2 separate regions of the Homo sapiens genome follow, and region 1 is linked to region 2. A link is a loop called in an ENCODE intact Hi-C map of the cell type or tissue named here. Cell type or tissue: Calu3. All regions are shown on one strand. Links, peaks and the distances in the headings refer to the core of each region. The heading gives the core; the rest is flanking DNA. Region 1 overlaps CTBP2 (C-terminal binding protein 2). Region 2 overlaps CTBP2 (C-terminal binding protein 2).

Region 1 (11,963 bases), core at 2,317-10,316, 50 kb after region 2:
AAATTGTGACACGCTTCCTGTTAACAAATGTTTCCTGAGTGCTAAGCAGACTCAAGACACTTACCCTTATGTGGGGTTCCCACCATTCCTGTATTTTTGGCATCCTTTTGGGTAAGAGTTTTTTATAGCACTTTGGAAGAGCTTAAGAGACTTGGTGTGGTACTGGAGCTGGCCATCACTGGAGCATGGTCACTGTGCTGTGACAACAGCTCATGGTGTCCACGGCCCACGCACACACTGAGTGTGGCCCCACTGGCCCACCTGCTCCCCGCCCAGCCCACCCCAGAAGCAGGATAAAACTTCTCCCCTGACCACTTGCAGATGCTCTCATGGTGGAATTCTCACATGGCCCCAGAAGGCGTGTGTTTGCTCTCAGACCCTTTCTGCTCTGTGGAACGTCACCATGCCCAGGGAGTTGTATCCAGCTCTGCCTGCTGTCTACATGCAGCAACACAAGGAGGTCATGTGGGATTGTAACCAAAGTAAGGACCACGTATGGATTTCAACCAGAGCCCACCTGTTGAGATCTCTGGTCTAGACACATCTTTTAAAATGTGGGCACAGAAGAAGGAGGTAGATGAAAATCACGTGACACCATCAGAGGTAATGGTGAATCCGTGAGGCCCTAGAGCCATTTATACATCGTTTTTGCCCTCTTAGTATTTTCTTTAGCATGTCCTAATTTTAAAAGCATCCCATTCCTGTTGTGCTAGACTTAATATTTTGGTTTATGGCCGTCTTTTTTAGTAACTTGACGTCAAACACTTCAGCCTTCTCCTGACAAGAGGCTCGTTCTCTCAGTAATGAATAGTGACGTGCTAAATTTAGATCGGATGCATGTTCTGCTTTTACTATCTGTTCTGTATGTTGCTATTTGTCAGAATGAAAGCTCAATGTGCCAGATGGCTTTGCTGGCTTCTCCTGGAAAAAGACTTCGTTCTCCATCACTTCAGTTGGGTCATGGTTTTTTAGTACTATTTTGTTGTTAAGCATTAATATTTGCAGCAGTACCCAATTATCTTTTTTTAACAAAAGTGTCACAGAAAAAGTGTTTTTGGTTAAATGCTCATAAATGAGGGGGAATGCAAATCAAATCCCTTAACTTTTATTATATTACGTAAAATGGTGGTAGAATAGTTGCAGCTGTGGTTTTGCAAAGATAGGACTGTTTCCGGCTGCCATGCATGCTGTATTATGTATTTTGACAGATCTCCAGGATGATGTAGAAGCTTGGCCTGCCGACCAGGGCCTCTGGGAAAGACAGTCTGAGGTGACACAGTGCTGGAAACTCAGTGTGCTTGGTGGTGGAAGAGGGGTTTGCCTTGATCTGCTGTGGGAACTAGGCTGGATTTCCATCTGAGTTGTGGCTGTAGCAGGCCACCTAGTTGAGGTCATCTTCCTGATCATTGGTCCTCTAGCCTGCTTCTGGCAGGACAGATATCTTTTTTCCATGAAAAACAGAAGGAAAGTATTGAATTACTCTGGAAACACATACCTAAACCTTGGGGTCCGATTGTCAATGGTTGTGAAGTGGTGGAGGTGTTGGCGCCATGGCCACTGTGCCACTCTGGTCCCAGTGTGTGGCCCCCAGAGTCCTTCGGGCCCTTGGCCTCCTGAGCTCCTGGCCTGCATGCATCCGTGGGGCCTTTGCTAGGGCCGTGTGATCCTGCTCCAGTGTTTGGGCCAGAAGCAAGACTGCCAACATCCGAAACCACAAACCAGAGGAAGATCCACAGGGCCTTTCATCTCTGGGGTTCTCTAGGTGAGAAACAGTCAGGAGGCTGAGATGGGGCAGTGGGGAAGATGCCAGCGAAGCTTTAGCCAGCCTTCGGAGTAGGGGAGGAGGGGCCCCCGCTGAAGCTCTTGGTTCTTGCTTGGATTTTATTCCTGTGCCTTCTGGATGTGAGTTATGCTTCGGAATCCCAGCCTCCCTCCACCCCCCAAGGATAAATGGGAGGCATTGATTCAGTGTTTGTTCTTCTCTCCTGAGCATCTCAGCAACCTAGTGTGGCCTCCCAAGTAGGGATGGAGAGATCACCCCGTCCATTCCCCTTCTTTTTGCTTTAGCATCTACATGGGTCCAGGGTCACACAGGGGTCACGCCCTCCATTCTCCTGGTGAGTCTGGCTTTCTGCTGTTACTGTTGTTTTCCGCTTCCTGCGCCACCCTGGCTGCTGGTTCTCATCAGAGTGGATTTGCAAAGTAGGGAGGAAGAGACCAGGCAGAAGGCCTGAATTTTCCCACTGTGACCCATGTGTCAACACTGTGTGGCCGGCCTGGGTGGGTTCCTGCTGAGTTGCTCCTTCGCTGGAGGGGTACCTCCGAGCAGGGCATCTGCAGGATGGTGGGCACACTTGCCTCTCACTCTTGGCGGGGCCAGGAGTCTCTGTTGCCACTGAGTGACGTTATGCTGGGAAATGGAGGCGTGGTGTCCGCTTCTCTTTCCGTGATCCTCATACCCTTCCCAAGACCCCCATTTTGTTAGTGAAGAACTTGACGCCCAGATCCACCTGCCAGCATGTGTGGCCTTAGGTATATCTGGCATTCAGGAGCCGATGAAGCAACCCCAAACTCAGGTCGCCCCGCGTCCCTTGCTGGTGGAAGCCTTTCCGGAAACACTGTGGTAGTGAGCCTGGCTTCCCATACACTGCAGGGTCCCTTTACAGTGAAGATGGCTTCCCGGGGGCTTTGATATTCCTGGAAGCTTTCTCAGGTTTGTCATGGTACCGTCCCCACACCCAGGGTTGTGGGAGGAAGAGCACTTGGTCCATGTGAAGTGGGGCCGCACATGGGGTGCATCTTTCCGCTGAGAGTGTGGCAGTGTGCAGAGAATGGGCCTCTGCTACCCCTCATCAGCCAACCCTGGTGGAGACCCCCTTGTGCCCTAGACAGGCCTGGCCACTGAACTGAGGGATGGCAGCCCTGTTGTGTGGGACAGCCAGAGACACGGGTCAGCGGCTGATTTCTCTGAGGCTTGGAGCGTGTGTTTGTTAAAGGCAAGAAGAGTGGGAAGGAGTGGATGGAGTGAGCGGCAGGGCCAGAGCCTCACTTGTTGAAGGGAGTGGTGGTGCATTGTGTTTACTGTCAAGTTTCAGGCTGGGGCGTAGATGCCGATGTGCAAATGAGTAGGCAGGGAAGTGAGCTTTCTCTTATTAAAATGTTGGCTTACTAATCAAGTGTTGCTGGGTGTGATTAGTGGCAGAGGAAAAGGTTATTTCTTTCTGTAAATATTTTTGCTTAACATTTATGCGTTACCATTGCTGATTGTATTAATACTCTTAGAATGCATTAGACCAATAACTTGTTTTTTTTTAAAAAAATGTCTTGGTTTTAAGCAGTTTCAGTTGGTCTTTATGGAAGGACACACAGCATTTCACTGAAGCTTGAGGGATCTGCCAGGTTCAAGTGTAAAGGGGCATTAGTTTCAACTTAGAGCAGCTCCCCCAGCTACAAATGCTGATAAAATAGCTCAGAAGTGCAAGAGCCTGGTTACTTTCAGTAATTTTAGGATTTAGTATCTGGATCTGAATTTTGACCATTGTTGAAGGAGCAGATAATTGGATGCATTTTCTAAAGTAATGATTTAGGCCAAGGAGGGCAGATCCTTTGAGCCCAGGAGTTTGAGACCAGCCTGGGCAACATAGCAAGACCCCATCTCTATAAAAAAATTTTTTTAAAAAATCAGCCAGGTGGTGGTGTGTATCTGTGGTCCTCAGGTTCCAGAGTAGCTGGGTGGGAGGATTGTGTGAGCCTGGGAGGTCAAGGCTGCAGTAAGCCATGATTGCACCACTGCACTCAGCCTTGGGTGACAGAGGGAGACCCCATCTCCAGAAAATGTTTTTAAAACTCGGCCAGGTGGCGGCGCCTGCCTATGCCTGGGTGGCCAGATTGTGTGAGCCTGGGAGCTCACGTCTGCAGTGCACTGTGATCACACCCCTCTACTTAGCCTGAGTGACAGAGGCAGACCCTGTCTCAAATAAATTAATAAATAAATAAAAGTAACGATTTAGGAAATGGCTGAGAATTCCCATGACCCTCGTGTCCTCGGGCCTGGTGTTTTCACAGGGGTGGGGGCGGGAGAAGGGGAGAAAGAAGGACGTGCTGTCTGTGGCTTCCTTCTTCCCAGGCATTCATTTAACACCAGCTGAACACATTTGCTTTATTGATTGGTTGATTCATTTATTTTTGGCAAACTTGGCAACTTCCACCTGGCCCCATGCTGTTAAAAATAAAGTCTTCTTGGTCGACTGAATGCTTTTGCAATTCATTCTTTCCATGTAGCAATTAAGATGATTCCCCTAGCCTTGTACCAGTTAAGGATAAATAGGAGGTTTTCAAAGAAAATGCTGCGTAATTCATCGGCATTTGTGTGTGAGCACACGGGTAATACATGCGAGTAGCCTCCGTGAGTGGACTCCTGTGTAAGGAGGTAAAATGGAACGTTTTTCTGCACTTATCCTGAGAAGCAGCCCGAACAGTGACATTTATACATATTTCATAATGTGGTTTCTTCAGGCACGCGGAGCAAACAAATCAATTTCTCAGCAGTATACTGTTTAAAAGAAACAGCAACAACCTGTGGGGAAGTTGCAGAAGCTGTTAAAATTAATTATATATGGCAAAAAGATAGAACATTAGGGGGAAATGTTAATGTGGGAGGATGAAAAAACACAGCCGTGGATGAGCAGCAGTGCAGAGCATCTGATGACAGTGTTTAATTTCCGTTTCTTTATAAATGTATACTGATGAACAACAATGGCGCCCGCACAGGGTCCTCCTGTTCCGTCCTTTCTCCAGGCCGCTGGGATCGAATGTCCCCGTGAGCATCCAGTCAGCTCCACGTGGTGTGAGCCTTGATTTCTGGGAACGGTACCGTGCTGTCTTTTAATAGGGATTTGTGGAAAACGAGAATTGGTGGTGAAGGTATCGAATTCCTGAGCCTTGTAATGCAACACCTTTCCCGTGGTCACCTTCCCTCTTCCGGTTCAGCTATACGTTGTTTAACTCAAAGGAAACCTTTGTTGTCGTGGGTAGGGTGTAACCTGCAACTCCTTGAAAAATTCAGCTTGGGTGATCAGTTTCCTCAGGGATGTAGGGGGAGAGGCTCTTCAGCAGGGGTGGGAGGGTGCTTACAGGAGGGTCCCAGAGCTGTGGGACAGGCTTGCCCCCTTTCCTGGGGGAAGCTCGCCTCTTTCCCGGACACTGCAGGTTTGTAGGATATACCCCTTGGTTCAGCTGGTCATGGCAAGTGAGTCCTCCCTATCACCCACTTCCGCGGTGGTGGGACGCCTGGGGGGCATGGATGGGGCCTGCGTCCTAGGAGACCTTGGCTCCAGCTGCTCGAGGCCACTTTGTCTCTTCTGCATGTCGCAGAAGCGTCTGTACCTCCTGGGGTTGGCTTTCCTGTGAGCATTTGGGCTCCCTCTGCCTGGGTGGCCTGTTGTCTGGAGGGAGTCTTCAGTCCCTCTTAGTGCAGCAGCCAAGGGTGTCTCTTCTCACTCCCTGAGCCTTCTGATTCCTGTATCAGGGGAAGTTAAAAAGTGTTGTAAATGGACTTGGACCAAGGAGCAGGACTCTGACTACGAACTTAGAACCTTCCAGAGTGATTTCCGCAGCTCCCTGAAGCAGAGCTAGCTCCTTGAGCTCATTGTCCCCTTAATTCTGTGCATGGCCTGCATATTGTAGATGCCCCAGAAGTAATTTTTTGAATGAATGAATCCAGGCTGCAGTGGGGCCAGGGGGGTGTGGAGTGGGCTGGGCACATGTAGGAGCGCATCGCAGCAGCTGTCTGGAAGGCTGGGTTGGTTCTGTGTTAGCTGGGAGTGTTTTCTGCAGACAGAAGGCAACCCAGCATGTTATACTACCTGTTCAGGGGAGGTGTGCATGTTCTGAGATAATCACGCCGTGTTCTTGAGCTTTCCACCGCAGGGAAGTGAAGTCATGCCCCCGCCTCTCCTTTGTGCAAGTAGGGCGGGGAGTCTAAACCCATGCAGGTAGGGTGTGGGGACCCAGCTGTACTCTCCCGCCACCTGTGGGTGCTGCTCTTGCGGCAGCCTCGTAGGTGAGGGATAATGTGGTTCAGCCAACCTGACTACATCCAAGCTGGGATGATGAGGACAGCAAGAAGGCCCACTGGCTCTGCAAGTCCTGTAGGCCTGGGTCCCTCGAGACAAAGCTCAGATGGCTTCTGTATCAAATTCAAGGACCCAGCATGGTGGCTGCTGCTTTGCTCACCTTCAGAGGCCTGGAAGCTGGTGTTTCCTGCATGTGTAACTGACGGCCCCAGTCCCACATTTGTTAAAAAAAACCTTCACTTTGATGAGAGTACAGTACTCCTGGCTTTTTGTAATTCAATTGAAACTCACTGCCACTCCCTCATTACAGCAGAAGATGACCTCTAAACCATGACACAGGGCGACAGCTTCCTCTGGGAAGGAGGACTCAACATTGATTTGTGCTCTGATCCCCACCCCCCTGCAAACCCTGGGCTTAAGTGGCAGCACTGCAGAGGCCTGCTGAAGGCCGGAAAGCCCTCTCTGCCTGTGTGTTTAAACAGAGCAGATTGATGCAGAGTTTGATGTGGCCAGGAAGAATTCTTTAGCATGGAATTGCATCATAACAGTCACTCCCTCCAGGAGCCCCAGCGGCTCTGGCACTTCCTCCTGATGTTTGCAAGGGGAAGGTAATGATTCTAATTGCACAGGACTTGGTCCTGGCCTTGGTGATGGCAGGAGGGCAGAGTCCTCATGGTATGGCCAAAAAATGTTTACAACTTGACCTTGTCCTCCTCTGATGGTGTTGACCTTGGACAAACTATGCCCCTCTGAGCCTAGTGCCTCAGTTTCCCCCTCTTGCAAATGCAGCAGGTAGTAGTGCTTAATCTCAGAGTTGTGGGGATTCAATGAAACAGTACTGAACGGGGCTTAACAGATACCTGGTACATGTTAAGAGCTTAGTCAAGAATGACTGCTGAGTCTGGAATGACATTATGGGGACTGACGAGGGAGGCTGATGAGAGGTGGCTTGGTGGGTACAATGTGCATTGTTTCAGCGATCGAGGCACTGAAGGCCCTGACTTCACCACAATGCAATGTATGGATGTAGAAAATTGCACTTGTACCCCATGAATATATGTACACACACAAAGATGATTGCTGCAGTAGCAGCAGTAAATGCACACAGCCAAAGGCTTAGCATGTGGGAGATGCCCTGCTCGCCTGGCTGGGCTGGAGGGGAAGGTAGTACAGGTTGCATCTCTCCAAGCCGGTACCTGTGGTCTATGTTGCAATGAACATTTCGATGCAAGACGAACGGAACTCAAACCTTTCTTGGTCGTGAAGGTCTGCTGTGTTCCTGAAGGTTCTGTCTTCCACCTGGCACTTGGGATGTGGGTTGCTCACTCCTTGCCCATCGACCTGGTAATAATGTTTTCCTATCAAGCAGTGAAAGGTTTGGGGTTTCCATGAAGCCTTTCCCAAATGTCACGCATTGGGGTTTTAGTTGTGAGGGTGTGCTGATCCCAGCCGCAGCCAAGGCGAGGTGCTGGCACCATGCTGCTGCACCCGCTCCTATGCCCACCTGGACATCTGTTTCGTAATGGACATCCTTCCCTGGGAACATGTCTCTACTCCTTTAAATGGCTTGAGGTCTCTGCAATTTGCCTGAACATTAAGTGTGACCAAAGAGCCTGAGGCCAGCCATGGAGAGGACGAAGACATGAGGCTTTCTCTCGAGAGCCACACTGGGAGAGGCCGGGAACACGGCCACTTCACATGAAAGGCGGTTAGATTCAGGTCACTGGGTCTGGACTCCTGCATTTTATGGCAAAGTCTAAAAATGCCGATTTGTAACAACCAATGTTAATGAATTCAGACTGTTTGAATTTCACACTGAATAATGGCTGGAATTATCAGAGCCCACAGCTTATAAGATCCCTGGATCGTGTAATCTTTTCTCAAGATTTAATTGATAGAATGATGTAATATCACATTACTTTTATTAAAAGTTCTGGCCATAAAAGAGAAACACCTATTAGGATAGAAGAATTTAGTAAAAATAGTAGTAATAACAAGACAGTTTGGAATATGTCATATATTCAGTAAATTTCAAAAGTCTTCATCTCATTTAAAATACAGTATTGTGCCCATAGATCCTGAATGCAATACCTTTGTACCCTAGGGCTTCCTCTTTCCTACACTAAAAACATTCTATTTAAATGCAGATTTTGATTTGCAATCTAGGAAGAGGATTCTGGAAGAATGGGAAGAAGGACAACTCTGCATCTATTAATTTTAGTTTTATGTTATTCGCGTTTTTCCTCTCATCCTTATCTCCTCCAGCCCTTCCTTCCTGTAAAAGGATCCTTTCTAAACATACAAATAAAGACATGCTTAGAATTTCAGCACATAAGAATGTTGTTACGCCTTCTTTTATTTTTGTTTAAAAATTAAATTAAAAAATTTTTTTTCCAAAAATGTTTGTTCCTTTGATTTGTGTACGTGTGTGCACGTGTATTTGCCCCTGGGTTGTAGCCTTGTCTTGCTTTTCCACACATGCTCCCAGTATCTTACCTAGGAAATGAGCGGAACAGTGGAATTACCAAGTGCAGATGGTAGAACTTCCCTTACCAGAGCCCAAGTGACTTGTGTGATATTGAGCTTTGGTTACTAAATAAATGGATTTCTGGCTTTTGACATTGTACTCTGAGAATTGGGTGGCCAATCATCAAATACCATTTTTTTCACTGTTGTCTGCATTTAATACAGCATCTTCTGCCATACGCACTTGTCAATTCAAACATGAGCGTTACATTTTGGTCTTTATGATCTGTCAAGGGAAAATGGAAGTAAATTCTTTATAATATGCTAATTGATGTATTTGGGAATTTTTAGATGTAGACAACATCTGTGCATGCCGTTAACACAGTTAATAGCTCCCGTTCTTCAATATGAGAAGGTTTTCAGAGTCTATGTGTGATCTAGATGAGACCTTCTGTGTCCGCCCCCCCAGGACTTGGCAGTGTCAAATTTAAGGCTGTTTTTTCTGGTGCCTTAGGACTGAATCTGAGCCTGCGCAAAGTCCTGTTTTGAGGATGCTTCTGGCCACAGTGTGCTGGGATTGTGTTGGTTCTGGGAAGAGCCTGGCTGGCCAGACCTGGTCTTATCTATCACCCCCATCCCTACTCCGTCCTAGCCTGGACCAGACTGGCTGGAGTGATGGGTCCAGAGAAAGAGACCGTGGACCTGAACAGTCCTTGGGACCCTTCTGCCACTCTTGGAGGTGCCACCTCCCCTGGTAGCTTGGCACCATTTGGGTTCTCCTTTAGCCATGGGTTTTTGACAACTCAAGAGCTTATTTTCCATACAAACTTGTTGATGGTTTTCTAAGGCAGGAAGCATTGCTTTATTGAGAGTGAGGAATTGTACCCTTTGAAAGCTGCCCCCTGAAAAGGGAGTGGAGAGAGATGGCTCCAGTTGGAGTTCAGGATGGGGGTATCTTTCAGTGAACTTGGGGGGAGGGCTGAGTGGTGGAGCTTGGGGCTCATGTCCCAGGCCTTCTCTGGTCAGGAAAGCAGAGTTGAAAAGGGCCCTTTTAATCTGGAGGGCCCAGAATGGTCCAGCCAGTTGCCCCGGAAAGGAAGCCTCATGTGGCATGCGTGCCAGACGCTGCACAGCTTGAGTTGGTCCTATGTGTGTGGCACAGCCTTACAAGGTTGAGGTATTTACCTTTATTCCTATAAATTGATGGATAAGGGGGGTTAATTGATTTCTCTTGGCACTTGGCAAGAACAGACGTCAGATTTGAACCTAGGTCTAGGTTTCAGTTGCACACCCAGCATGTTCTGCTCCACAGCCTTTTCCTAAAATAGTTTAGATGTTGGTATAAACCTGTGCGTACTGAACGTGCCTGACCGTGTGCTAGTATGATGGCTTTTCTACAGTGTCTCCCTAGACTCCATGCTTGCAGACCGACAGCGCGTGGAAAGGAGGCTTTCTGGCTTGGTAAATGCTCAGTCAGGTGAGCTTGCTGAGTTTATTGTAAGCTTTGCAGTTCCATTCCCCACACACCCAGTGGTGGGGATGGAGGGGGCGCAGGGAGGAGGTGGCCCCAGAGCAGATTGAGCCCCTTGGTCTTTGCTGTAGCCAGGACTCCAGGCTAAAGTAGCACAGGGTGGGCAGCTCCGAGGCCTGGGTGTCTCTCTGTCTCTCTCTCTGTCTCTCTCTCTCTCTCTCTCTCTCTCTCTGTCTCTCTCTCTCTCTCTCTCTCTCTGTCTCTCTCTCTCTCTGTCTCTCTCTCTCTCTCTCTCTCTCTCTCTCTCTCTCTCTCTCTCTCTCTCCCCCTCCCCCATTTCTCTCTCTGTTCACCCGCAGCAGCCCCAGGCTGCGTCATTGGCACTGTGAAGGTGCAGGGCACAGGTACAAATAGGGGGGTCTTCTGGCCATCTTTGGACATAAACCCCCATCCTCGGAAGCATGGCCCGCTCATCCCCAGGTCCTGGCCTTCCTAAGGGCTGTTAAACACACATCAACCAAGTGATGCCTTACGGACCACGCATATACCAGACGCAGCTGGGTACCGTGTATTCTCTTGATATTACTATATTCTCAGCCACCAGGGCTAGTGTATGTGGGTGTCATTGTCATTAGCAGCCTAGGGAGGGAATGGAATTTGGGGAGTAGTCTGCCTAAGTTCCATTCCGTTCACTCCAAGAGCTGAACACGTGCTGGGTCCACACACCTGTGGACTGATGGCTGGGACCGTCTCAGTGCTTGGCAAAAAAGAAAACGGGGATAGCAGGCACTTTTTGAACATTGATTACTGACTGCTGCTGCTGTTACTGGTATTGTTGGCATTTTTTGTTCGTTTGGTTTTTGAGACAGAGTCTCGCTCTGTCGCCCAGACTGGAGTGCAGTGGTGCGATCTCGGTTCACTGCGATCTCCGCCTCCTGGGTTCAAGCAGTTCTCCTGCCTCAGCCTCCCTAGTAGCTGGGACTACAGGCGCCCGCCGCCACACCCAGCTACTTTTAGTAGAGATGGGGTTTCACCATGTTGGCCAGGCTGATCTCAAACTCCTGACCTCAAGTGATCCACCTGCATGATCCACCTGCCTTGGCCTCCCAAGGTGCTGTGCTGGGATTACAGGCGTGAGCCACTGCTCCCAGCCTCGTCGGCCTTTTTTGCCTTCTGCTTGTACCTCAACCCTTTGGCAAAAAGTAGGAACTACAGAGGGCCTGTCATTGAGACTTCAAGTTGCCAATGCCCCTCACCTATTCATCTGAACTCAGGCACATGTACATGCTCACACGTGTGCATGCTCACACGTGTGCACACATACATCTGACATGGACACACTGATATGCACACGTGTACAAATTGTGAATGGTATGGACCCCACGTGAGGCATGCACCTAAGGCGCGCCTGTAGCAGCGGGACAGAGAACAGGCTTCCTTGTACCCTGTACTCATCACGGGGGTTGCGCTGGCTTCCTTGGGTTGGCTTTGAGGAGTGCGGCTTGTGACTTCTCCACGGTAGAGAACTGAGGCCTTAGACAAATAGTCATCCATTGTAACTGTTCCCTGCAGTGTTGATAGAAATGGTGTTGGGATAATTAGACTGTGCTGCTGCTTTCTCCTTTTCTCCCAGGTTGATGAGTAGGAGCAGTTTAATTTGAGACTAGTAAATTTTGTAATTGGATTTAAAAGACTGAAATGAGCGGACCTGGTTTCCATATTACCTTTATACCCCAGCGAGGGGAAATGCTTGAGTCAGGTGTGGATCAGATTATTTTATTGTGCCAACATTAATATTGGGAGCACACACATAATCTGGAGTCAGCAGGTTCATCCACTACTATCTCATTAAATTTTCAGGCAAAAGCTGCAAAAATTAATTGGAGGCATGTAATAGTTTAGAATGTGTGCCAGCTTATGGTAATATAAATTATGTGAAGAGAAGACAGTTT
Region 2 (11,963 bases), core at 2,338-10,337:
GCGGGCCGGGCATTTCCTCTGCCCGGCCGCGCTCCCGCGGGCACCACTTCCTCCTCGCCCGCCGCCGCCGGGAGCCCGGCCCGCCCGCCTCCCCCACCTTCCCCGCCCGGGCCGCACTTTTCGGGTGGGGCGAATCAAAAAGAAAAAGTTTAGCAGGAGGGGCTGGCTAGGGCGCGCCCCGGGCGGCAGGGACCCGGTGCGGCGCAGGGACAGCCGGGCCGCCGCGGTTCCTCCTCCTCCCAGCCCTCCGCGGCGCCGGACGGCCCCGCGCGGCCGAGGGGAAGCGCCTTTCTTTCTCTCCCTCGCGCTGCCCCCAGCGCCCCGGGCGAGTTGGGCAGAGGCGCGCGGGAGCCGGGGCGTGCCTGGGCCTTTCTCCCGCGGGAGGCCCAGCGGCGTGGCGGGTCGCCTGCAGCCCACGCCGCGCCCTGGGGCTCGGAGGCCGCGGGCCCAAGAGCTCAGCTCGGTCACCGCGGGCCGCGCCGAGACACACACGCGCGCACACACTCCCTCCCGTGGCTCGCTTTCCGCCGGCGACGACGGTCGCGGACACGGAGTGAGCGTGTGCGCGCGAGTGTTTGTGGTTGTCCCCCCTCCCCCCGCCCGGTACTTTTTCCGGAGGCGGCCCAAGCGGCAGTTGGCTGCAGAGGACCCCACGTTTAGGATTTTATAGGGAAGAGGAGGAATTTTTCGTAGAAATCCCCGCTCTGCGTGCTCGTGGTGGAGGCTGCTGGCAATGGCCTACGTCGTCATACCGGGCTTCCTTGCCCTGTCCGGGGTAAACAATCCTTCTGTGTATTTACCCCCTTTTTTCTTTAAAGATTGGAGATCGGGTTAAGTTCTTAGAGAGTCTGATGCGAGTGGCTGGAAGGATAGACAAGAGAATTCTATTCTATAAATATGCATTGGGAATTTAAAATGCTAAACGCCTTATTTGCAATTCTGTTGGATATTCTAGAGACTGGTATATTTTTATCTGACATGGATAATTTTGAGGGGACGTTATATTTTGGGGAAGTTTACAAAGTGATTCTTTCTGCCTTTCTAACTTGGGCGAAATATATCGACTCATACCACCCTTTCAAAAAAGATAGCTTTCTCTACTAGGTGTTTGGGTTCGAAGACAGTTTAAAAATTACCTCGTGTTCAGTACCTAAGATTGCTGTTTTGCCTCGAGGGTTTTCCAAGTAGAAGTGGGTAGTTTTCATGTACTTTGAGAATTCTGAGGTTTTTAACCCCCCCCTTTTTTTTTAAATATAAATCTTTTCTATTTTGAAGTAATGAGACTTTAAAGGATCTTGTTTTTGTAATCACTTGATTTCAAAGGATACTTCTTACAGCAATTATAAAGTAATAGTCAAAATGCTAATTAGACATTTTCAGTCATAGCTGCTTTAATGTTGAAACAGAATTTTTTTCTTTAGCAGAGACTGTATCGTAGAGTTGAAACGCTAAATATTCTTTTGTCTGGCATCAGATCTCTGAACTGCTCTGACATTCTCCTGAAAAACCCCTAGTGCCCTTTTTATTGCCCCCAAAAGAAAAGTTAATGAGATGGTAGATTTCAAGCAAAAAAACAGGCCCTCTTTCTTGCAAAATATGCTTACAGTTGCCATTGAAGTTGGATGTTAGCCGTGAATGCACTTGCCTTTAATGAAACCAGTTTAATCGTTCACACTTGATCAAGTATAACATGAGCAAACAAAGGAAATAAGCCAGCATATTTCTGTAGAGTGTAAGTGTTGATGTTGGGTCACCCCCTCCCCCTACCCTGCCCCCCTGTAAAAGGGAGAGAGGGTTGAAGGCAAAGGGAATTTATGGCGCTGATTGGTTTTTTGTGCCCCAGGGGTAGGGGACCCCAGTTACATCCCTGTGGAAAGCAGTTATTAGAGGGAATTAAAAGATCTTGGGTTTGGAGCTTGTTTTGAACCTGACTAGGTGGTTTGGGTTTAATTCTTTTTCCTGTTCAGAAAGATAAGGTAAAGAATACCGACTCCCCCCCGCTCTTTTTTTTTTTTTAACCCCCACCTGACAACCCCCTCTCTAATTGTACCTTAATAAGAGTCTGCAGGTTGAATGCAGAACCCTGTGAGTTATTTACGGTTTCGCCTGGGAGCTTTGAAACTGACCCTTGAATGGGTGTTCTCCTGCGGGGAGGGGCAGGGTGAATTACCTTTTCTTAACTGATTTTAAAAAGCCTCATTGTCCCTAAAAATCATTTCCTTGCACGAGTTGCAATTTATGTGTGGAACTGAATCATCAATTCCGTGAAGAGAAAGATATTCGTAAAGTACATCTCTCTAAAGTTAAGAAAGTAAGAACGTTTGGCTAGTTAAAAACAAACACTACTGCCATTGTAAAAAACACGCCAGTGACATACTTGGTGAGATATTTTGGCCTTTTGAGAGTCGGGGCACACCTGTTCCTGTCCCTGCCAAGTTGTGTGTGCTTTCCCTGCCATTGTTAATCTGGTCGTGTACACAAGATGAAACGGTAAAACTTGCTATCTGTATAATTATTAACTAGTTTGTCAGTTACCCTTTCAGAGAATAATCAATAACTTCAGTCTTAACTTTTAAAACTCCAGAAATTTTACTTTTTAAGTCTGGAAAATGTTTCAAAGAGAGATTAAATGAAACAAACAAACAGCAACAACAAACAACAAAACCAGAAAATCAACCTACAACTTTTTAGTTTCTGAGTAGCCAGCTACAAGGCAAAGAAATGATGAATATATATAGTATGTACTGAACAAGCAGTGCACTGGATTTTAAAATGATATTTTTATTGTTACCATTGCTGTTAAAATACAAACAGCTCACACTATTTGAAATCCTTGAGATTCACGGATTGAAAAAAAACCGAAAAGGACACCTCTGAGTGAGGGAGTAGCCCTGCTGAGATCTAGCACCAGAATGCCATTTGCCAACAGTTCACTAACATCATGAATCATTTTTGAAAGCAAAGTTATACCCTTTGCACTTAACGCTTTCCCTAAATGGAAAAAATTTAAAGAGTTTACAGCAATGGTAGAATGGCAGCCCCAGTTGTCATTTTTTTACCACTGTCATTTCCATAGAGAGGGGCTGTCATCATAATGTATGTGCATGCAGCCTGGGTCCCTCTGTTAATCTATCAGGGAAAAGCAGCAGCCCTAGTGTCCTGTGGCCCTGAATCAGGCCACAAATATATATTCATACAGCACATGGTTGGGAAGGGAAATTTATCAGTTGGGCAGGGCACAGCTCAGGTAATATTTCCACTTTGGGATGGTAGGTCTGTTACACAGGGTGGAACATATTTTTGTAGTAACTAAAAAATGGGAGGGCAGTGTGTCTGTCCCTGGAAAAAGAAGTATTTGTACTTAATGGAAGTGACCCATGTGGTGAAATCTCGGGGTGTCTTTTCCCCAGCAATCTTTCTATGAATTGCTAGGGGAGGAATGCTTGTGTGAACTTACCCTGCTGAAAACTTTTAGTGGGCACATGAAATGCTGGAATGGATACACTTTTAGAGACTGTGCGGCCTGGCAGATATCAGTTTTCTCCCTTACAGCTGGTAAGCATGTCTTAATTTACGCTGCTGCAAGTTAAAGTTACAGCACTCCTGGAAAGAAGGGAAAATGCAAGGCTTCTCCTCCCCACCTCATCTTTTGAAGTTAATTTTCATTCAAGTCTGTGTTTGATGGAATATGTATCAAAGACTTATGAAAGAGTTTTTTTTTTTTTAATCCTATCTTGGGGTTTGGAAAATTATATTTAATAATTGCTAAAAACTTAAGAACCATTTTAAAGGTGTTCAGTGGCCCTTTTGATCATGATTTAATGGAGAGTATCCAAAAGCCATCAGTGTGACTCTAATGATATTCACAAATTAATGTTTGGGCATAATCTGGAGTTTGCTTTTAGCTATCATTATTAATGTTTAAAGCCTAAATTATGGCTGCACTTGGGCATTCAGAACTTCGCCTGTGAAAAGAAGGGCTTTGCACATTGTGTAAAAAAAAAAAGGGGGGATTCACAAATGAATACAGAATGTACAATAGGGAGAGAGCCAGGCCATTGTTTGTGTGGAATGTTGACCATGGGAGCCAAGGGCTAGTTTCGCCTTCATTCTTCTGACTGCTGGAGAACACAGAAACTTCAGGAGCTGTGGACGGGATGGGAACCAGGGGCACATTCATCCGTCTTTGCCGGGCATGGAGATTTGGCCTGCCCCCTTTCCAGAGTTTTTCTTAGAAGGTGGTCTTTTCTGGACTGCTAAGGAACGTCGTGTGCTTTCTCTTCTCAGTAATCTGCTTTTTTGAGGAACGATTTTAACGGCAGATAGTAAGAGTTCCTCAAGGAAAGTAAACAGACCTTTTCTACCCCCTCGAAATGTGATTTTAGGAAATGATATTCAACTTCAGAAAGGAGGCATCTTAAGTCACAGGAGGAAGTTGTGTTTATTTTTACTCCTCTCCTGACTTTAAAGTAGTTTTTAATCTGTTGGTAGCATTAGGGAGAATGCAGCTAAAATAAGTTTTTGCTGGATGTTCATGTTTTGCGTAGCTGCTGCCATTTCGGAAAAAGCTCCTCCCCCATTCACAAAGCCCTTCTCCTTCCACGTGGGAGCCGAGGTCCCAAAGTGGAACCAACTCTGTAGCTTAAGGGAGGTGCATTCCTGGCCCCTCACTTTCTAACCCTCACCTTAAGTGGAATATGTAGATAATATGTAGATCATTAACCATTGTTGGTGTCTGAAGCCTGTTCAGTTTTTTTAGCAACGACACTCGGTGAGAACCAGTTGTAGTTTGCATGTGTATATGCCTAGTCCCTCCCTCAGTGAATGTTTTAGAAAGTGATCTGCTTTAGCTGTTTACCTAACTAAATTTAACAGATGGTTGCCTAGAGTTGGCTTAATATTCACAAAAATTGTGATGAAATGGTTGGGATCTTATGAATGGGACAAGTGATGATTTTGTTTCTATAGAGAATTGTGACTTTTGTCCTAGGTAATAATAGAGACTTCGTTTTTCCCAAAGATCGGTTGGTGTTTAAAGGATGGGAACCCTGAATAGCTGCTGTTGTCTGCCCCTGATCCTGGTGGTGGCCAGCCTTGCCTTTGGTTTTGTTGCCTTCTGTGAGTCCAGAAAAGCCCTGGAGGCAGGGGTGAGGGGGGAGAGGGAGGGCTGGGCTTTTCATCCGTGGGGTTCTAAAAATCCTTCTCATTTATAAAATACAAAAATACTTACCTTCCATTGTATTGCTGATTTGTGCTTCCTCCAAAGCTCTCCTCTGATCAGCAGAAATGTGCTTCTTGCATTAAAACAAATCCTTAATTATGACTAAAAGAAACTGTCAGCTGCCTTAAAGATTGTCTGGAAATAGTGGCAATATTTCTGTGTCTCATTCCAGCCCACGTTGTGGCAGAAGCCTGGAAGGGCCACGTTAAAGGATGTGTCACAGAGACAGTGTGTGTAGGTCTTCCTGCAGCACAAGCAAGCTCAGGGCTTGTAAAGTCCAGCTTATCGTGGCTGTGCTCCAGCCATGCCTGAAATCTGGCCTCCAGCAATCTGTCCCGTCCCAGGACAAACAAAAACTTTATTATGGAGTCATGGAACCTGAGGAAGTTTCTCTGGAAGGAACCGAAGACCTAGACCGTGGAGGGAGATCAACTCCTCTGGCCTAATGGGGCTTTTCTTTTTCCAAGATGGAATTTAAAAATCTCATCTATAAAATGAGGCTAGCAAAGAATCATTTTATGGTGTAAGTGGCCAGAATCTAACCTGGAAGTGATAGTATTGTACCTGCCGCAGGTGTGTGTGTGGCAGCGGGAGGGTGGAGAGGGGAAATGAGAGGAGAAGAGTTTGGAGGGGAAAACAGAGCATTCGAGGTTTCTCTGCTGGAGGGGGTGAAAGGCCAGGAGTTTGTGCACCTTTCCTTTTAAATGAGCTCTAGCTGTGAGTTTATTATTTTGCTGATGGATGGTCTTTCGTGCAGTCTAGAAGTGCAAACACAGTCGGCTTATCCGCTGCTTGTTCAGGTCCAGGGAGACCAAGGGAACGGGTGGGGGCAGTGCTTGCAAATCCATCTGGATCCTGGACACCCCACTTGGTGTTGCTGCAGCCAGCTCCCAGGCCTGCCCACCTGGAGTACAGCCAGCGCCAGCAGCGGGCAGGGCCCGAGAGAGCTCTTAAAGCCATGTCCCAGGAACGGTTGAGGGAACTGAGAATGTTCAGCCTGGAGTGGAGACACCCCTGGGAAGCCCAACATTGTCCTCTGTGCGGTCATGTGGCCTTACTCTGCTCGGAACAGGGAGGCCTTGCTGTTGGAGCTGCCGGGCCAGATGGGCTGCGTGGGCTCCTGGCACAGGCAGAACTTGGCTGACCATTGGCTCCCAGTGCCAGCCAAGGCTCTGCAAACACCCGAGACCCTGATGGAGACTCAGGCTTTGGGAGCACCTCCTAATGAGCTGGGGAGGATACTGTGTTTTCTTCCCAGTGGGGGGTGACCAATAATCTTAAAGTTTTTTCCCTTTCTCCAGACGTTCAGCTGTGGTCCGCACTCTGGATTGCTCTATCTGCCCTGCGGACTGGATAGAGGCTCAGCGTAGATGCCCAGCTGACCTGACATTTCCTACCCATATTTCCTAGTGTTTCAGGAGCAGGCAGAGACAGACCTGATTCCTTTATCTCGGGGCTTTCAGATTACGGAATAGAAGTCACACTAGGAGGGCAATCAATAAAGAGTATATTTTGCTGTACAGATACCAATATGCACATATAAGTGCCTACAAGTAAAATCTGGGAATGTTTTTGATCTTAAAAACATTTCACAGTCATTAATCTTCACGACGCTCCTGCGGGCTGGGTAAATAGAGCAATTCCTATTTTATGCCAGGAAGAAATATTGAATTGCCTCCCCCAAGTCATAAAGAGGCTGTTTTTCCTCCTTGTTCCTGTGACTCGCGGTGTGGGGGGCCTGGGGCGCCTGGAACCCCTGCGATCCGCTCAGACTGACTCCAGGACGACTTCCGGTGTCCTGCGCGACCTTCTGTTGCGGGGAGCGCCAGTCCGCCACACCTGGCCGCGCTCTACCTGGAGGGGGCGGGGTCTCCTGCATTTCCCGGACCGCGGGGGTGCCCCACCCTGCTGCAAGGACGGGCCTCCTGGCGTCCGGGCTTCTGGGGTCCCGGGGTCCCGGGGTTCCTGGCTCCCGAGCCCCAGGTGAAGCCCCCTCCATCCCTGGGGTTCGCCCCTCTCCTCCCGGCGGGTGGACCTGGAGGCCCCGCCCCCGCGGGCCAGAACACCTGGCGGCGCGGCCCCGCCCCAGCTGTGCCCTCTTCCCCCCGCAGGGCACTTGGCGGCCCCACCCTGGCCCCTCCGCGGGCCGCGGTATCTGACACCCCCGGGCCCCCCCACCTCGCGCCTCGCCTTTACACTTGTAAATGGAGCCGCTTCCCGCCGCGGGGAAGTCGTTGAGAGGTGTGAGAATGGGCCCTGCCCCCTCCCCCCGCTCCGTGCCCACTTCCTCCTTCCTCCCGCTGGCCTTTGTGCTGGGCGGGGCCGCTCGGACCCGGGGCGGCGGGGGTCCAGCTAGACGCCGCCTCAAGCCAGCAGGGTCGCCGGCCCCTCTCCGGTCCGCGAGGCCCCGGCAAGGTAGGAGCCTCGAGACCACGCGGGACACCAGGTTGGCCCCCAGCCCGCACTCGAGGCTCAGAGCAGGGGCGGGGACCTGGTTGCACCAGGCCAGAGCCGCCTCCACCCCGCAGCGGTCGCGGACTCCGGGCACTCATGGGGACTCCTGGGGTCGTGGTGAGTGGTGAGGTTCGTTGATTGACTGCGCGATGGTGGCTGAGTTGCAAGCAAACGGTAAACAGCGGCATCATTTCCACTTGACCGGCTTGGGATCTCGTCTCCTGGGCAGTGTTTGGGGGTGACCACGGTTCTTGGATAACCTTCGAATCTGGGTGTTTTCCTTGTAGTACAAATAGCGCAGTGGCAGTTGCTGTGGGAAACAGCGAGGGCCACTGAGACCTTCAGCAGAACTCCACGTCGAGGACGAGTGACATTTGCGCGCCTCTGCTGCGTTCTCTGCTGTTCACCCCGGCGGCTCCCAACACCTGAAGCCTGGCGAGGCATGTGACTAGAGGTTGTCCGAGCGCAGAGTGGTAGGACGGTGCGATCTGGCCCGTTTCGTCTTGCCCTCGTCTTCTCCATGGAGGAATTTCTGTGTTCGCCTCTATGTTTTGCAGACTTAATTTGGTGCTCCAGAAACTTATGCAGCCATTCAAGTGCGCTCTACCTGTTATTCAAGTAACTAGAGAGCAACCATTTCTTGAGCACTTACTTAGTGTCTGGCACTAGCTCGCTGGGCCATTGTGTGTTGTTGCGTTGCCCTGACTCTTCATTGGTAAAACAGTGACTAACTATCACCTGTGCCTCTGCGAGGACAGCGCTGTGCTTGGCCAGGGCTGGAGAGCCGATCTCAAGGCAGGTGTCTGGCCTTTTCCTGGACATAGTGAGTCTGTGATCCAGAGTCTGACCCACGTATTCAACGGGGCCTGCCTCAGGCTTCCAAACAGGAGCCAGGCTGTTGTGAATATTCACTCCAAAAGTGCAGTGAATGTAAAACATCCTAGAGCAGGAAGTGAGGCAGGCCCCGTTGAATACGTGGGTCAGACTCTGGATCACAGACTCACTATGTCCGGGAAAAGGCCAGACACCTGCCTTGAGATCGGCTCTCCAGCCCTGGCCAAGCACAGCGCTGTCCTCGCAGAGGCACAGGTGATAGTTAGTCACTGTTTTACCAATGAAGAGTCAGGGCCAGGGAGCTTAGGTAATTAAGTCTGGCTAGTTACTACCAACTTCGCCTGGCTCTGGCTTCTCTGTGGCTGACCGAGGCTTCTTGTGGCCTTTGACTGGGACACGGGAATGTCTGGGGATGGCTTTGCCACACTAACCAAGACTAGACTCCTTCTTTCCTCCCAAGCTGTTTCTCCCTTGCCCTCATCTGTGTGTCTCTGATGCAGCACCACCCCACACTCCAAGAATGCATGGGCACACTCTCCTGGGGTTATGTGTGTAGCTTTCACAGTGCTTAGGGTTTCATGTGGTAAAATTGGATTTAGTGGCCAGGTATCATTTCATCAATAGGTAAGACCATGTTTGTGGTCTGGGATAGTGTGATCTCAGTTGCCCTCCACCCCCCATCTCCCTCGAGGGAGGGCTTGGGTCCATGGGATGCACCCCTCCCCAACTCTGGTTGCCTCTGGCATTCAACTGGAGCCATGTGCACACCTGAAATAGGATCTGGTTTGTGGGTTCCACGTTGGGGAGTTGGGGGTCAAGAGACAGGGAAGATGCTTAGGATTTCTCCTAACTGTGATAGTCTGTTTGCACCACTCCTGTGAAAACCAGGGAGAAACTAGGTTTTGCCGGGTGAACTTCCTTTGGGTCGCTCCCCTGCATCCGTGTGGTGTGGGCCTTAGAAAGGAATTTGAATTAATACTCCTGAACAAAGGGAACAGCCTTCTTTTCAAAGAGGCTATCAGAGAACTGACAGGGAATGGCACAGAGTTGGGTGTGTCTTCAAATCCAGAGACCAGCCCCGCTCCACCGGAAGAGTACCCGGAGCAGGTGATGCGGGAGCTCCCAGGTTGACCTTGGCTTTCCATAGAGGGTAAGGTCCCCACAAGGTGAAGGTTTTCCTGAAAAACAGGCTTTTCTTTATAAGATTACCTTCCTATTCTACAACCCTTCTCTTCTTTTTGTGAACACGTGTGTACACTTGTGAGCACATGTGTATTCTGGAAATCCTTGGTTTCCGCTGGGGCTCTGGTGGGGCCGGGGGTGGTGTGGATGTTGGGTGCCCCCCGCCTCCATCTTGGCCTTTGGATTCTGCTCTGTCTTGTGGATGACTCAAGGAAGTGCTGGGAGGAGTCTCTTGACAAATCAGTCATGTGAGTCCCGGTGTCCTGGCTCACCTCCAGCTTGGGTATGAATAGAGTCAGCCCATTTTAAGTGCCCCCTGCAGTTTTTAAACAGGTCTCCTTCCACTTCACTCCACCTGGAAGAGGGTGGTGGGGCCAGGATCATCCCTGGGCCAGCCCTCTCCTTTCTGTGGTGCCTCACTGGGACACTGAGAAGGGGGAAGCTGCTTTCTCAGAGGCTGTTGCTTGGAAAGTGGCATCTAAGCATGAGAATGACTGCGGCGTGCAGGTTCCCATGAATGGTCATTTCCTGTGAGCCGGGCCTTGTGAGTGGTCTTCCAGAGCCCATGTCGTGTCTATGGTGTGTCCCCTGTCCTGTTCCAGGTTTCAGGGATCCTTTGCGCTGGGCAGAAGATCCACTGAGCTGGCATCCAGGTTCCTCCAGCAGAACACGGCGCAGTGGTGGACCTGCCGCAGCTCTGAGGCCAGCGAGCCAGTTTTCCCCAGCACCCTGTTTCCCAGCCCTAGCATCTTCAGAGTGTCCATTCTCCTCGCTCCTCCACGGCGCATGCTTTTCACTCAGGGTTGAGGATTCTTTTTCCTCCACTTGCACACATCCTTCTCATTTCTCAGCTAAGCCTGGGATTAAGAATGAGGCTTCAAGTGACAAAAGCCAGGAGATTTCACAATTAAAGTTGGAATTGTGTCTGCAGTGATGTCTTCCTCAGCATTTAAGGAAGGCCTTGAATAGTGGGTAATATTTTTCTATCCTAAATTGGCCACATGGCTCCAAATAGTGGGCAAAGGAAGACACTCCTGTGGTAAATTCGAGAATGTCTTAGTTGAGGCTCTCATGTCCGTAGAGGATGAAGGGAGGGGGGTTATGACTCAACCCAGTTGTGCTTTTGGGTCCCTGGTTGTGTCCCAGTCAGGCCCGAGAGCTTAGAAGCAAATCCCGTATGTTACTTGGCCCCTCAGAGCAGTCTTTTAAAATATTTCTCAGCAAGGAAGCTTAAAAAGGAGTTTACTTTCCTAATTCTCTTTTGTTTTCTAGAGCAGCGGGCAAGGTGGGAGGGAGAGCCTGGGTTCGCTGTGGTTAGTGGGAAGGGGGCTGCAGCAGCACATGGACCACCTTTTTGGTCACGCCTGTAGCTGGGAGTTTTGCAACCTGGTGGTTACTTGGCATGTCAGGGTCCTGGCTCAGATCCAAAGTTTTGCTCTAGGGGCCCCGGCAGCGCACTTTGAAAGCACTGAGCTAACTGCTGTGCTCACTTTGGTGGCTGGTGACCAGAGAGGTCCCACTGGAAGGTCGTGAATGTCTTTCTTCCTTTCAAACACTGAGGCTCGGCCCAAGGAGAGATGGTCCTGCCCTCCTAGAGCTTAGTAGAGGCAAAACAAGGAAGTGTGGCAAAGAAGGGATGGAAAGAAATGCTGGACTTCTCTCCCACACTGGGAGGCCTTTGCAAAGGGCTTCGGTTTCTGAATCTGTAAAATGAGGGTAAGGAGAGGGTGTGTTGTAAGGATTCAATGAAGTAGTGTTTCTAAAGCCTTTAGAACTGGCCTGACGTACCGTATGTGTTTGTTAGAATTTTTTTTTTTCCCGAGATGGGGGTTTCACCGTGTCGCCGAGGCTTGGAGTGCAGTGGCGCAATCACGGCTGACTGCGGCCTCGACCTCCCGGGTTCAAGCAATTTTCCCATCTCAGCCTCCCAAGTAGGTGGGACTACAGGTACAGGGCACCACACCTGGCTAGTTTCTGTATTTTTTGTAGAGATGGGGTTTGCCATGTTGCCCGGACTGCTCATGAACTCCTGAGCTCAAGTAATCCTCCCTCCTTGGCCTCCCAAAAGTGTTAGGATTACAGGTGTGAGCTGCCAAGCCTGTCATGGTGCTATGTTAAAAATACCTGGAAGATGTCGTGCCCTGTGGTAGGGAAGGGGAGTGGCTGGTGGGGCTGGCTTAGTTTGGGAGCAGCCGTCTTCTTTCTCATTGATTCCTGGGGCCCAAAGCAATGAACTGAAAACTGTTCACGAGGTTAATTTTAGTCTGTGGGA

Evidence for each region. A loop is a pair of places that touch in the nucleus more often than their neighbours do. Peaks named below come from ENCODE experiments on the same cell type or tissue, not always from the same donor. Only the 100,000 strongest peaks of a DNase experiment are listed, where the experiment ranks them.
Region 1: a loop joins it to region 2, with 2.2 times the contacts of the local background. A loop is called at or near these places in 15 of 110 quality-filtered maps.

What each region holds. Positions count from the first base shown.
Region 1 is chr10:125,097,031-125,108,993 of GRCh38, reverse strand. The region is part of intron 2 of CTBP2 (C-terminal binding protein 2); the gene reads left to right. Among named protein-coding and RNA genes, the nearest start is that of CTBP2, 58 kb to the left of the region's middle. RefSeq lists enhancers at 1,689-2,208, 5,516-6,340. In Calu3, for the core only: no CTCF peak of the experiment used is centred there; a DNase peak (open chromatin) is centred at 6,613.
Region 2 is chr10:125,147,447-125,159,409 of GRCh38, reverse strand. All of the region lies in intron 1 of CTBP2 (C-terminal binding protein 2), which reads left to right. Among named protein-coding and RNA genes, the nearest start is that of CTBP2, 7.1 kb to the left of the region's middle. RefSeq lists enhancers at 6,970-7,931, 9,816-10,110. In Calu3, for the core only: no CTCF peak of the experiment used is centred there; DNase peaks (open chromatin) are centred at 2,419, 7,099, 7,339, 9,949 and 2 weaker places.